Regions from separate parts of the Homo sapiens genome. Here region 2 is linked to region 1. Evidence: chromatin contacts called from ENCODE Hi-C data. All regions are on one chromosome and are shown on one strand. Each heading gives the region's core, a stretch centred on a gene start or an enhancer-like site at or near the end of the contact. The rest is flanking DNA. Distances are from core to core; before and after follow the strand shown. Region 1 has its middle 15 kb from the start of MIR4424. Region 2 overlaps RALGPS2 (Ral GEF with PH domain and SH3 binding motif 2).

Region 1 (6,116 bases), core at 472-2,971:
GACTGAGTAGTTTCCCAGGATGCAGGACTTTCAGTGCTAAAATGGAGAAGGTCTGGGAAAACAGGGTTATTCTGAATTGATGACTTGATCACCCTGCTGAGGAGACATAATCATTAAATGCAATATGTAAAACATGTGATCCTGGACTGGATCGTGGAATGGAGTGAAAAAAAAAACATGCTACAAGTACATTATTGGGATAATTCACAGAATTAGAACATCAACTTAAAAAAAGTACAGTAAAGTACACAAAACATAAAACTTACCATTTTAACTATTTGTAGATGTACAGCTCAGTAGCATTAAGTCCATTCACACTATTGTGCAACCATCATCACTATCCATCTCCAGAATGTTTTTATCTTTCCATACCTAAACTCTATACCTGTCAAATAATAACTCCCCATTTCCTCCTACTCCTAGCTCCTGGTCACCACCATTCTACTTTCTGTCTCTAGGACTTTGCCTATTCTAGGTATCTCATGTAGGTGAAATCATACAGTATTTGTCCTTTTGTATCCAGTTTATTTCACTTAGCGTAATGTTTTCAAGGTCTATTTATGTTATAGCTTGTGCCAGAATTTCATTCCTTTTTAAGGCTGAATCATTTTCCATTGTATGTATGTACCACATTTGTTTTTGTTTTTGTTTTTGTTTTGTTTTGTTTTGAGACAAAATCTCACTCTGTCATCCAGGCTGGAGTGCAGTGGCACGATCATGGCTCACTGCAAACTCCACCTCCCAGGTTCAAGTGATTCTCCTGCCTCAGCCTCTCAATCAGCTAGGATTACAGGTGCTCGCCATCACACCCGGCTAATTTTTGTATTTTTAGTAGAGATGGGGTTTCACCATGTTGGCCAGGCTGGTTTTGAACTCCTGACCTCAGGTGATCTGCCTGCCTCGGCCTCCCAAAGTGCTGGGATTACAGGCGTGAACCACTGCGCCTGGCCACATTTTGTTTATTCAGTCATCTGTTGATGAACATTTGGGTTGTTTCTACCTTTTCGCTGTTGTGAATAGTGCTGCTATGAACAATGGTGTAGAAATGTGGGGTTTAACATTGAACTATTATATCAATGTAAAATTGCCTGAATTGGAGCTGTGTACCACGACTGTGTAAGAAAATATCTAAGGAAATACATACTGAAATATTAAGAAAAAAAGTGATATATGCATCCTAGTCTCAAATGCTTCAGACAAAAATGAGAAAGAGAGAGAAAGAAATGTGGCAAAATGTTAAAAATTGCTGAATCTGGGTAAAGGGTATGAGTTCTTTGCAATATTCTTGCAACTTTTCTGTAAGTTAATTTTTTTGAGTACAAGAGAAAGGAAGCAAGGGAGAAATTTGATGTATGATATGCGGTCCTTGTGGAGAAAGAAGAATCTATGAAAAGCTGGTCCTCACAGAGCTTGCAATGTCATCAGGGTAATGGAAGATAACGCAGGATTCATCACAGCTTACTTGGGTATCTTGTCCCTATGAACAGAAGTTGGCAACTATACCTATTTCTAGTGCTCGCTCTTTCAGTTTCCAAACTACTCTTTGCTTCTGCCGCTACCAACTAATTTCTCCATCCTGTCCTCTCTTCCTCATCTTCAGCTTGCTCATAGCTTCTATTTTCTTAGGGCTTCTACTTCCTCTTCTCTGTGTGTGTGTTGGCTGCTGCTGCCATCTTCCTCCGGTCCAGGCAGCTGTTGTGGGGTCATGTGGTACACAGCGTGACAACCTTTGCATAGGAGGGCTGCAGCCATGTAACATAAGTGTCTTGCTTGGCCAGTCTAGTCCAACTAAAAGACTATGGTTGGAGCCCTAGATGTGGTGTAGGGAGTTGGTGGTGAGAAAAAGCAAAACACCAAATCTCCCCTGAGGCATTGTGACCCATGTTTGATTTACCTTGGAAATATGAGGAAAAAAATAGAAACTGTGTATATGAAAGTTCAGTAGAATTGGAGGAGACAAGATTTCATTGTAGTTTTGGAGAACATTTTAAGGTTGAGTACTGGAAAAATTCGTCTCTCTCTCCCTCCCTCACTTCATTCCTTCCTTTTTCCCCTGATTTCCTTCCACAAAAATTCATTATGTGCAAGGCATTATAATAGTTGCCACGGGGAATCTAAACTGTATAAGATGTGGTCCCTGCTACAAGAAGCTTATAATCTAGGGTAGTGCATTTTAAACTACAGGCTGCAACCCATTAGTGATTAGTAGATTGTGAAATCAAATCGGTGCATCTGACCAGCATTTAAAAAAACTGAAATTCAATAGAAAGCTCTTAGAGTCCGTCACACTTGGTCATGGTAAATACTGTTGAATGAACATTTTTATAGGTGTGTGTATGTGTACACAGGATTGTGACATAAAATGTATTTCTGCTGTGGGTTATAGAAAAAATAGTCTCAAAGCCATTGATCTAGTAGAACTTAAGCCTATAGCTTCAGTGATCATCCCAGTGCTGATGTCTATCTCCAGCCTAGAACTTCTTCCTGCTCCACACACGGCTTTTCAACTCCCAGCTGGACATCTCAAACTAAACATATCCCATATTGCCCATATCATCTTCCTCCCTAAAATGTTTCTGTTCCAGACATTGAATGTTGGTTAACGACATGCACATCTATCTGGTCATTCAGGACAGAAGACTGAGAGGTACCTAAAGTGTCTTCTTCTGTGCCTTCTCCACTCATTCTTCACATTCAGTTAGCCAATCTGCCTCCTCCCCTCCATCCTTATTAGCACTCTTTGGTTTAGGACCTGTATAATTTCTCTCCTAGTTTCTTGCCATACCTTCTTAACTGGTCTCCTTTTCTTCAGTCTTGTTTCCTAACTCCTGCCCAACAAGTCTGTGTCCTACATTTATTCCCAAGTAATCTTTTAAAAATGCTAAAATGAGTCAGGTGCAATGGCTTACACCTACAATCCCAGCACTTTGGGAGGTTGAGGCAGGAGGATCACTTGAGCCCAGGAGTTTGAGGTCAGCCTGGGCAACATAGTGAGACCCTGTCTCTACAAATAATATTTTTTTAAAAAATTACCCAGGCATGGTGGTGGTATGTGCCTGTGGTCCCAGCTATGTGTAAGGCTAAGGCAAGAGGATCGCCTAAGCCCAGGAGGGCTGTGATTGTGGCACAGCACTCTAGCCTAGGCAACAGAGTAAGACTCTGTCTCAATTTTTAAAAAAAATGTTAACATGACATTTTTTTCTGGTGAAAAACCTTTGATGGTTCCCCACTGCTTTGAGAAAAAATGTCTAATCATGAGAGCCAACATCTTGCTTGGTCTACTTTTGCTACCTTCATCAGCCTCAGTTCCTCATCCTCTCTTAGCCTTACCCCTGATTCTAGTGGTACCAACTAGCTCAGGTGCTCTCATATTTCAGTGACTTTGACTCCCACCTTGAATGTGCTTGCTTCGTTTCTTCGCCTGCGTCTAAATCTTACCCCTCTTTCCCAGCACAGCTCTAATGTCACCTGGTCTTGGGACCCTTTCTGACTGCCCTCCAAGGTTCTCCTTGCATCCTAGGCACGCTGCTGTCCTAGCTAACAGCGCGGTCATTGTTGTTTGGGTTGTCTTCATTATGACCTAGCTGCTAGCAAGGACTCTGTTTTGTTCATCTTTATAAAATAAGCAACTAGCCCAGTACTTGACATCCTAGGCACTGACCAAACATTTGTTGAAAAAATGAATGAAGATGAAATCTCTCAACAGCCCACTCCTTGATTATAATGATAGTATCATAATAATGTTAAATAATTCTTGACAATACTCTTGTTTTCAAAAGTCTTTAGAAGTAGAGGGTGACTGGTTGGCTAGATGTGCTTTGTCTCTATCAGTCCTTTTTCCACCGTCCCCTTCTCTGTCTGGTTCCGATGAGACTAAGAGAACATTGCCATCTGCTTGTAGGAAACATCCAGGAATTCTCCCACCAACAGATTCCTGTTAAAAAAACATACACACAGCCAGAAAAGACAAGAAAAGAAGACAAGAATGCAATGTGTATTGTGTTTATTTTATCTTAAACCCACTTTGTTGTTCTTATTGTTATCTGTATTGTGTTCTAGGCCTTAGGGAGAGAGGTCAGATCCTTTTGTTGCTTACTTTGGATGTAAACGTGCCTGGAAGCAGTGGGCCTGGTCCAGAGTGACTTTGAAGGAATCTTTCAGTCCAGACCCCATAATGCAGGGTCCCAAAGTCACCATATGAATTCATTTGCCCCCACAGAACTATCTCAATTTCCTCTTCACTCTAGGCACTGGGGATATAGTGACAAAGGAAATGTGGCCCCTGTCCAGAGGAGAAAGGGATCATTTGTTTTTTTCCTCTGTATATTCTTTTGTTGTCCTGGACTTTTGTTTTCTCAGTGTTTTTTTCTTGAAACAAGTGAGAGTTAGATATTTCTAAGTAATACAGCATTTTTTTTTTTTTTACAAAGGGTTCCACCTCTATGTGACCAGGCAGAGCTATTCTCTGTGTGTGTGTGTGTGTGTGTGTGTGTGTGTGTGTGTGTGTGTGTGTGTGTTTGTGTGTGTGTGAGAGAGAGAGAGAGAGATAGACCCAGTCTCACTCTGTCACCCAGGCTGGAGTGCAGTGGCGTGATCTTGGCTCACTGCAACCTCCGTCTCCTGGGCTCAAGCAATTCTTGTGCCTCAGCCTCCCTAGTAGCTGGGACTACAGGCGTGCGCCACCATGCCTGGCTAATTTTTTGAATTTTTAGTAGAGACGGGTTTTCACCATGTTGGCCAGGCTGGTCTCGAACTCCTGACTTCAAGTGATCCACCTGGCTTAGCCTCCCAAAGTGCTGGGATTACAGGCGTGAGCCACTGCGCCAGCCTGACAGAGCTATTCTTATTGCAAAAGTTTGGAGTTCAGAAATGAGAGCCCCAAGGGTCAATATATTACTTATCTGAAACAAACAGATGATGGAGGGAAAATGTTCTCTGGAATTTGCTTTTTTCATATGTAACATGGGTGTGATGTTATTTCCTTCACATGTGAACACTCACTGAGCACCCAGCAGAGAGGTGAGTACCCAGGGATGTAACACCCGCTAGATATAAGTCTTCTTCCTAGTGCATCAGAAAACAGGAGGGACACTGAGGCCAGTGTGGAGGAAGGTAGCACAGGTTCAGTGTTCCCATCACCCATGGTGATGCTGTGGTGTATGACACAGTAGGAGGCACAATGGAGGCATTTTCTTTTTTCAAATGCAATAAATGGCCTAGTTACAAGCTTGGGAATAAAGTCAATGCTGAAGCACTCTTTAAAATGTCGCTTTGGTGCTACATAATGAGATGCCTTTCTCTTCTTTGAGAAGAGGTGGAAGCCAGGGAACTATAACAGGTTTAACCATCCAATTAGTCACTTCATCTTAACAGAAAAAAATGAGTGGGTCCTTTGGGTTTTGCTGTGCTTATCTAGGTCATTTCCAGCTTCTAGTCACAGTAAATCTATTCTACACAGCTGGAACATTAGCAACATCTGGATTTCTCAAAAGGTCATGTGTGTGCATCATTAGAGCAAGACTACAAAGTATCATTTTGAATCATAATGAATATTCCACTTCCAAAAGCAAGGATGTTTTTAAGGCAGCTGCAGCAAAACTAAGGAGGCAATTTACTTGAAATTCAATTGTGATCATTTTTTGGTGATTAAAAACCTAACATTTTCCCAACAATATCTCCAATGTGCTTTCAGAAAGCCCCCCAGTGCCATGCCTTCACACAAGAACTAATACTTACTGGATTCTATAGCAACAAACAATTATTTCTAACCAGTGAGTATGTGAGGTCCTCCTGGCTGGGTCCATTCTCAGATTCAGCTGTGACCTCTAAGTTTCTGAGACATATTCCAAGAGCAAAGGGGCTTCTCCTTGGGATTTCTGCTTAGGCTGTGGGGAAATCTAATTGTAGCACCCTTTATCTGTTCCCAAGGTACTTTGCCTGAGTATTGTGCCGGCAGCAGAATACTCCTTTATTCCCAACTTCAGTCACGACATGACACCACACTCATCCTTGACACCTTGACACCCCACTGGAAAATGTCACGTCCCCTTCAAATAACTCCTCTATGTGACACATTCAAAATTTGCTCTGCTCTGACCCTTTTTAACCTATTCAAT
Region 2 (6,633 bases), core at 2,939-5,438, 250 kb before region 1:
ACAATAAAGATTATACTTGGGCTACACTATAACATGCTTAGGGTTCATTCTAGGGCTGTGTTATATTCTGAGGTTTTCTGAGGAGACTGGATAATTAAGTTCTTTGGCATTGTACCACTGCTTCTAATCCAATATTGTACTGGAGTCCTAGCCAAATAAGGATAAGACAAGAAAAAAAAGGTACAAAGATTGGAAAGGAAGAAACAACTATTCTTATTTGCCACTAATATAATTCCAACAGATCTTTGGACAAACCATTATAACTAGGTAAGGGAGTTCAACAAGGTTGCTAGATATAAGAATCAACATAAAGACCAATGGCATTCCTACACACAATAGTCAATGAGGAAATGTAACAAAAAAGTCACATTCATAGTAGAAAGAAAAACTAACTTACTTAGACATAAACTAATAAAAAATGTAAGAGACTACTCAGGAGAAAACTGTAAAACATTACTGAAGGACATTAAAAGCCCTAAATGAACAGAGAGACATGTGTACAGATGAAAGGAGTAAATTTTTCAAAACTGTGAATTCTCAGATTAACCTATAAATCCAAAGTAATTCCAATAAAAATAACAACAGTGTTTTCATGGAACATAACAAACTGATCCTAGAATTTACAGCAAAGACAAAGTCAAGAAGAGCTAAGCTAATTCTGAAGAACATACAATTAGCTCACCAGATACCAACTTATACAGCTATATAGTAATGAAGACAATATGGTATTGGTTGGGACAAACAACCGTTGAAACAGGAAAGGGGATCTAGAAAATTCTGCATATATGGGAAACTGATGTATGACAAAGGTGGTACTATATGAGGTAATGACAGGTTGGCCCCAACAAATAAGTGTCATTCTTCTCTTTTGGTTCAAGTAAAGGGACAGTGAGAAGTTTCAAAGGGCACTATGGAGGTGAGAAAACTGCTGAAAACTGAATTATAATTTGCCAAAATATTGGGCTTTTCCTGGCTGGGGGTTCCTAAACCATGCAGAGGCTAAGCTAACGTGGAATTCTCAAGCATAACCAACACCCAGACAATAGCCTACAGGAGACTCCACACAGGTATTTCTGTACTTCTTCCAATTTAAAGCTCCATGGTCTCGAATATGGATTGTTTTCAGAAATGGTAAAAAGAAAAAAATGTTATGTATTAGCAAAGAGAGCCTCTTTGGGGACTACTCCTATCGTATCACATACTCAGAGTGGGAGATGTAGTTGGAAATGTTATGCCCTTACTCTCTATTCCCCACAACCCCATTTGTCCACATGCGAGGTGGCACATTCTTGTCTTGGGCTAGAGAAGAGTGACTAAAGTTTTTTCAGAGCTTTCCCTGCACCAACAATAGCCTTGTTGACTACCTTAGAAAGGGGAAAAAAATCAACTTAAAGTTTATTTGCACCTTAAAAGTTCATGATAAAAATGCAAATACAGTAACAAAAACATCCTCACCCAATCTATAATTTTAAGTAATTTATTTCAATAGAAATATTTCAGAAAACTGTACTTAAATTCATCTTAAGTTAGCTTATGCAGACACACTGAAGATCGCACACTCACATTTGCATATTAAAAAGAAACAAAAAGTGAGAGAGGAACCAAGCTGCACATCACTCAAGGAGGTCATAGTGCAATCGAGTGCTTCATCATTAGAGTACCTCAAGTTAATTGGGATAAAGAATAAAAATGGCTTGTGTTTTCAGATATATTATCATCACTGGGTACCTGTCCTTACAGATGTTTGATCTCCTTCAGATTATGTTGTGAACCAGTTCCCCACCCCCTCCCCACACACATGTTCTTTAGTAGGATGTAAAACAATGAATTTGTCAATAATCAAGGTACAGAAACTCTTGAGAGTCTGACTTATTATCAGCTATTTTACCATACCTATTAAGTCAGTAATTATTGGACTATATATGTGAGTAGTTCTAGTAGGTCATATCTTCAGGGGAAACAATATTTGTTATCTGGTATCTAAAGCACAGCTATTATTTATGAAGTTTCTGCTTTTCTATTAAGAAAAAAAAGAGCCCAATCCCAAAACACTGTAATTATGTATTCTTTTAATCCCATAATCACTTCTGTAGTACAAATGGCCAGGGTCAAAATTTAAATTTTGCTAACACTCCTCAAGGACCAGTTAACTCTTTCATTTGGCTTGAATGACTACTTGCCTACTCTGGAACATACTAGCCCTTTAAAAAAATGTGAAAAGAACATCTTGATTCAGGTTAACATCCAGTAGCTCTAGGTCTTCCAATAATCTGAGAGAAGCAAAATATTTCCAACTTTGCTTTCACTGAAAAAACTAGCTTAGTCTCTTAACTTTCCTTTAACTTATATATTAGAGATATTTTTACTTTCTTGTATATTTTCAAGAAAATAATAACTGGCAGGTTAAGTGACTACTTGTTTGTTTTGAGTGTTACTTAAATGTAAAAATAAATGGAAATAAATCTCATTTCTGGCCAAAGGGATTTTCATTACAAGATTTCAGTACATTTAACAAAACTCAAATATTTCTGGTTGTATCTTATTCTTTTAGGGCTTTTCCAAAAGGCCTTACAATTAAATGTATGCTCAAAACATCAACAACAAAATAAAAATGAACTTGGCTGAAGAGTGCTCTTCAAATTTGTTTTTAAGAGTGCTTATCTAAAGGTTGACTGGGGTGGGTTTATTTTTAATCTCCTACTCTAAAAGGATAGAAGCAGGGTAGGAGCTTGTTTAAAAAGACTCAAAAACCAAGGAAGACTGCAACAATCACCTACAGAGGTTTCTGTAAAGACTTTGTTAGACTTGGGGTGAGAAAGATTAAGCTGGTGGAGAGAGGGATAGCACACACTCCTGAAATAAGAGGAGCAAGAGGGCACATGATTATTGTCATACTTGATGCCCTAAAATTGCTCTTCAAATAATAAGGCACTGACCAAATTTTCTCCCCACTATAACCTGAAACATAGGTGTAATCAAATTGCTTTCAATAAGCAAAAGAGTTTTTATGCCTGGATCTCTTTCATTAGAACCCTCCAAATAGGGAAAAAAATGTCACTTTAGACACAAGCCATTTTTAGGGGAGCAAAATCAAAGGTACTTAAATCATTTTGAGAAGGTTCACATGGAAAGTAATTCATCATCAATGTGATTAAATAGCAATATTTGTATCTCAAAGCTTAGAAAAAACAGAATACCACTTTGGCTGTAAAATCATATATTTACTATGTTTGAAAGAAATAATACAAAAAAGAGAGGAAAATAAAAGCAAACCCTAAAAGGTCACTAAAGAAGTCATACCAACCTCATCACTTGCTTTGTATCATCTATTCATGCAACAGCAGTACTATTACTCCACCTGGACACAGTTAAACTCATCTTCCTTTTCAAAAAGGGATCCAATTATTTCAAAAACCTTTGAAGCAGAGGATTTGCTTTATTAAAGATTATCTTCTGTTAGGCAACACTGGCACCCCTTGTTTGCAGAAGATGATTACGTGGTGGTTTAAACACTGGTTGTAAAGGAATGTGCCTCAAAAAAACAGGAAGGAAATCAATACCAGATCTATTCATTTAAAAAGCTAATGGATGGAACCCATTACTATTGATTTTCAATTAGTATGATGCCCTATAGTTTTGTTTTCAGTAGTAAAGGTATACAGTTTACGATTTAACCTTAAAAAGAAATAAAAGACTTATGCTCAAGTCATTTGGCCAAAAGATCAACAGGCTGCTCTTTGAGGGCCCCAGTTTAAGCTAATAAGGAAAGCTAGAGTCTGTAAACATGTTTTCCATTCTTTTTTCCTCCTGTACCAATAGTGCTTCCTAGGCTCCTCATAAATCTTCTAGAAGAGGAATAAAGCCACTTATACAAACTTTGCAGTTATAAACACCCTGACTTTTGATATACAGAAAGAACCAATACCAACACAGTCCACACAGAAGGTAGTGCAATAGTTACATGGCATTTTCCACACAGAAAAAAATATTTGAAATTGAAGCACATGCCTAGGGAGAAAAAAATACTGAAACTCAAATTGTTTGGATCCCTTTTTGTAATGTTTGCCCAAATAATATTTACATAGTGAAGAAAACAAAATAGGAAGGTGTGTTTGATCAGTTCTTGTTCAATTCTTACTGTCTGGAGGTAAAAATCATATTCTGAAAAACAAGCAGAGCCTGAACAGAGCGGGCACGAGGCCAAAAACAGTGCTCTGGAAGGTCATTCTGTAGTTATTTTCAACAGGCTATATAACATGCCAATCATTATGCTTATCATAAACAGGCTTAAATTGAAATTATAACTGAATTTCTAATGAGTTCTTCTTGGCTAAGGGTGAAACAAATGACCTGAATGCTGATGAACATTTTGAGTTTTTGAGTCACTTATTTACAATTGAGGGCAGGCTTAATAAGAAGATTCATCTTCCCACGAATGAACTACCTATATATTTAATATATTTTGGTAACATATTTTCTTTGAATTATTATCAGGTATTATTTGGTAAATTATAGATAAAAAATTCACCTACACTATTTTAAGTCACTTTTCTGTTTTCAATTTGCTTCAAATGCTAAAATAATCTTAAAAAGCAATGACTAATTTTCTGAATGAATAAATTTTAAAGACAGAAAAACAACGACTTCTGTGCTGTTAAGAAATTTAGTCAGTCAGAGGCCACAAGTCTATCTATAAACTATTAACCAAATTTGAACGCTATCTTACTCTACGCAAACATCCATTAATGTTTAGAGCCGAAAGTATCAAAAACATCTTCCAGCTTAGCTCTCTCCCTTTGGCAAAACTATGTGATGTCAGGCTCTGACTTCCAACTGCATATTTCCACAGATATGGTTAACCTACAACATTTCTACGTTAGCTTATTATGACAAACAAATGAAATAAAAAAAATCCACAGGGTTCTCATTCACAATACTTTTTAAAAAAGCACATACACTGTTAAAAACGCTATTTCTGAAGAGAAATAAACAAATTAAGAAATTTTTAAAAATGCAAAACAAAAGTAAGATGTGCAAGGTCTACGTAGTAATACTGCTGGCTATGTCTTTCTATTACCCAACATGGGTTAAGCTTAGAGCATTAATTGAAAAATCATTCAGGACAGGAAACTTTTGTCCTCTCCAGCCTGTGTCACTAAACCCCAGAAATAATGGTATTTCTGTTACATAAGAAGCATATTTGAACTCTTAACATCTTTTCCAAACAGAATACTAAATTAAAAAACTTAACACTCAAAAAAAGCTCTTCTCTTTTCCTTTGGATGGATTTTAAGCTAATTATTGTATAAGCAATATTTTCTATTGAAGTTTCATGGACTCAAGGGCAAAATACTTATAATAAAAAAGTATAAAATTCTCTAAGAATACGAATGTGAGAAATTTTATGTGAGGCCCAAAGTAACAGAAGTCTATTAGTAGATATCAGTCACAAAGCATTACCTTACTCTAGGCCACTGCTAAAATTCATTATGTCTCAAGAGTTTATAACATTCGACATATAGCCTTTGTTTGAGTGTCATTTTTCATTAAAATTCTAAGGCATCTTACCTTCAAACTTTTTTTTTAATAATTCAACATTTACTTTAGAAATTAAATGCATCATTGCATAGAAGAGTTCTCATAAAACTGCTTGGTCAACTACTGACAAAATACGGTTTCATGTCAGAGACCGACAGTAAATTTTCAGAAAAATGTTTTGGTATGTTTATGGTAAATCATACAAGTATAAAGTTTAGATACTTAAAATTTCCAGAATCTGATATTTTCACCTTTATCCCTCTTAAAATTATTTTGTATGTCTTATAACAAAATATATACATACATCTCTATGTGTTACCTTTTAAACAAATATGATCCTGAATCTCATATTGAACAAAAAGAGAGAAAATGAATAATAAAAAAATAACTCTGGCATTATGCACATCAAACACTGTAAAAGAAAATATCCTGACAAAATATCAGTCTGTCTTGATGATAAAAACCACCTATGACTGGGAGAAGGGAAAACCCAATTAACTTGGAAAAAGATCTAATTATTGTAAAATCTCAGAAAAGTTTAGGTTGGGATTATAGCTCTTTACTTAAGCAGATCTGTGGTCCAACAATGAATTCATATAGAAAGCTAAACTTTAACCCTAGTTAGAAACAACCATGTTTTCTGGAACCTATTTAAAAAAAAAGCGTCTGGCAAATGAACACACAGCCTTTGTACCTCCTGCAGGAAATAATGTTCCCCTTACAGTACTACATTTCAGAAGTTTAGTGTTTAAAAAAATTCTCCCCTCATCCAAAACAAAACAAACACCCCCACCCAATCCCAAACAAACCCAAGAACTCACATGACTAACATTTCTCATTCCTACACTCTTGCTGTGAGAAAGCCAGTGAGGTTGCAGACTACTAGAGGGAGAACAAACCTTGCAGGTGGGCTGCTGGTACAATCCCTGCTAAGTCTCTTCACCTCGGTTCAAAACCAGCTCCTGATGGAATCCACAAGAGTATGTTTTTCCTTTTTAAAGCATATCTAAAAAAGGCAATTCCCCCCTCTAAAATTATTACAAAGTTAAAAGAAATGCAAATTAGCTACGATCTATTCCAAGCACAGCACCGCCA

The links. Hi-C counts contacts between places; a loop is a spot of excess contacts on that map. Pooled maps may share reads with other maps.
Region 2: a loop to region 1 is called in a map with no recorded cell type, with 3 times the contacts of the local background. The contact joins two enhancer-like sites. A Hi-C loop is called at or near these places in 5 of 37 single-sample maps with no recorded cell type and 3 of 50 pooled maps.

What each region holds. Positions count from the first base shown.
Region 1 is chr1:178,660,001-178,666,116 of GRCh38, reverse strand. No RefSeq gene overlaps it. Among named protein-coding and RNA genes, the nearest start is that of MIR4424, 15 kb to the left of the region's middle. RefSeq lists an enhancer at 1,538-1,747. Within about 2 kb of position 1,721, at least 3 of the 41 ENCODE cell types and tissues checked have a DNase peak (open chromatin) inside an H3K27ac peak, as active enhancers do.
Region 2 is chr1:178,916,671-178,923,303 of GRCh38, reverse strand. RALGPS2 (Ral GEF with PH domain and SH3 binding motif 2) reads right to left here. Exons shown (of 20, transcript NM_152663.5): 20 at 1,464-6,633. Among named protein-coding and RNA genes, the nearest start is that of ANGPTL1, 49 kb to the right of the region's middle. Within about 2 kb of position 4,188, at least 4 of the 41 ENCODE cell types and tissues checked have a DNase peak (open chromatin) inside an H3K27ac peak, as active enhancers do.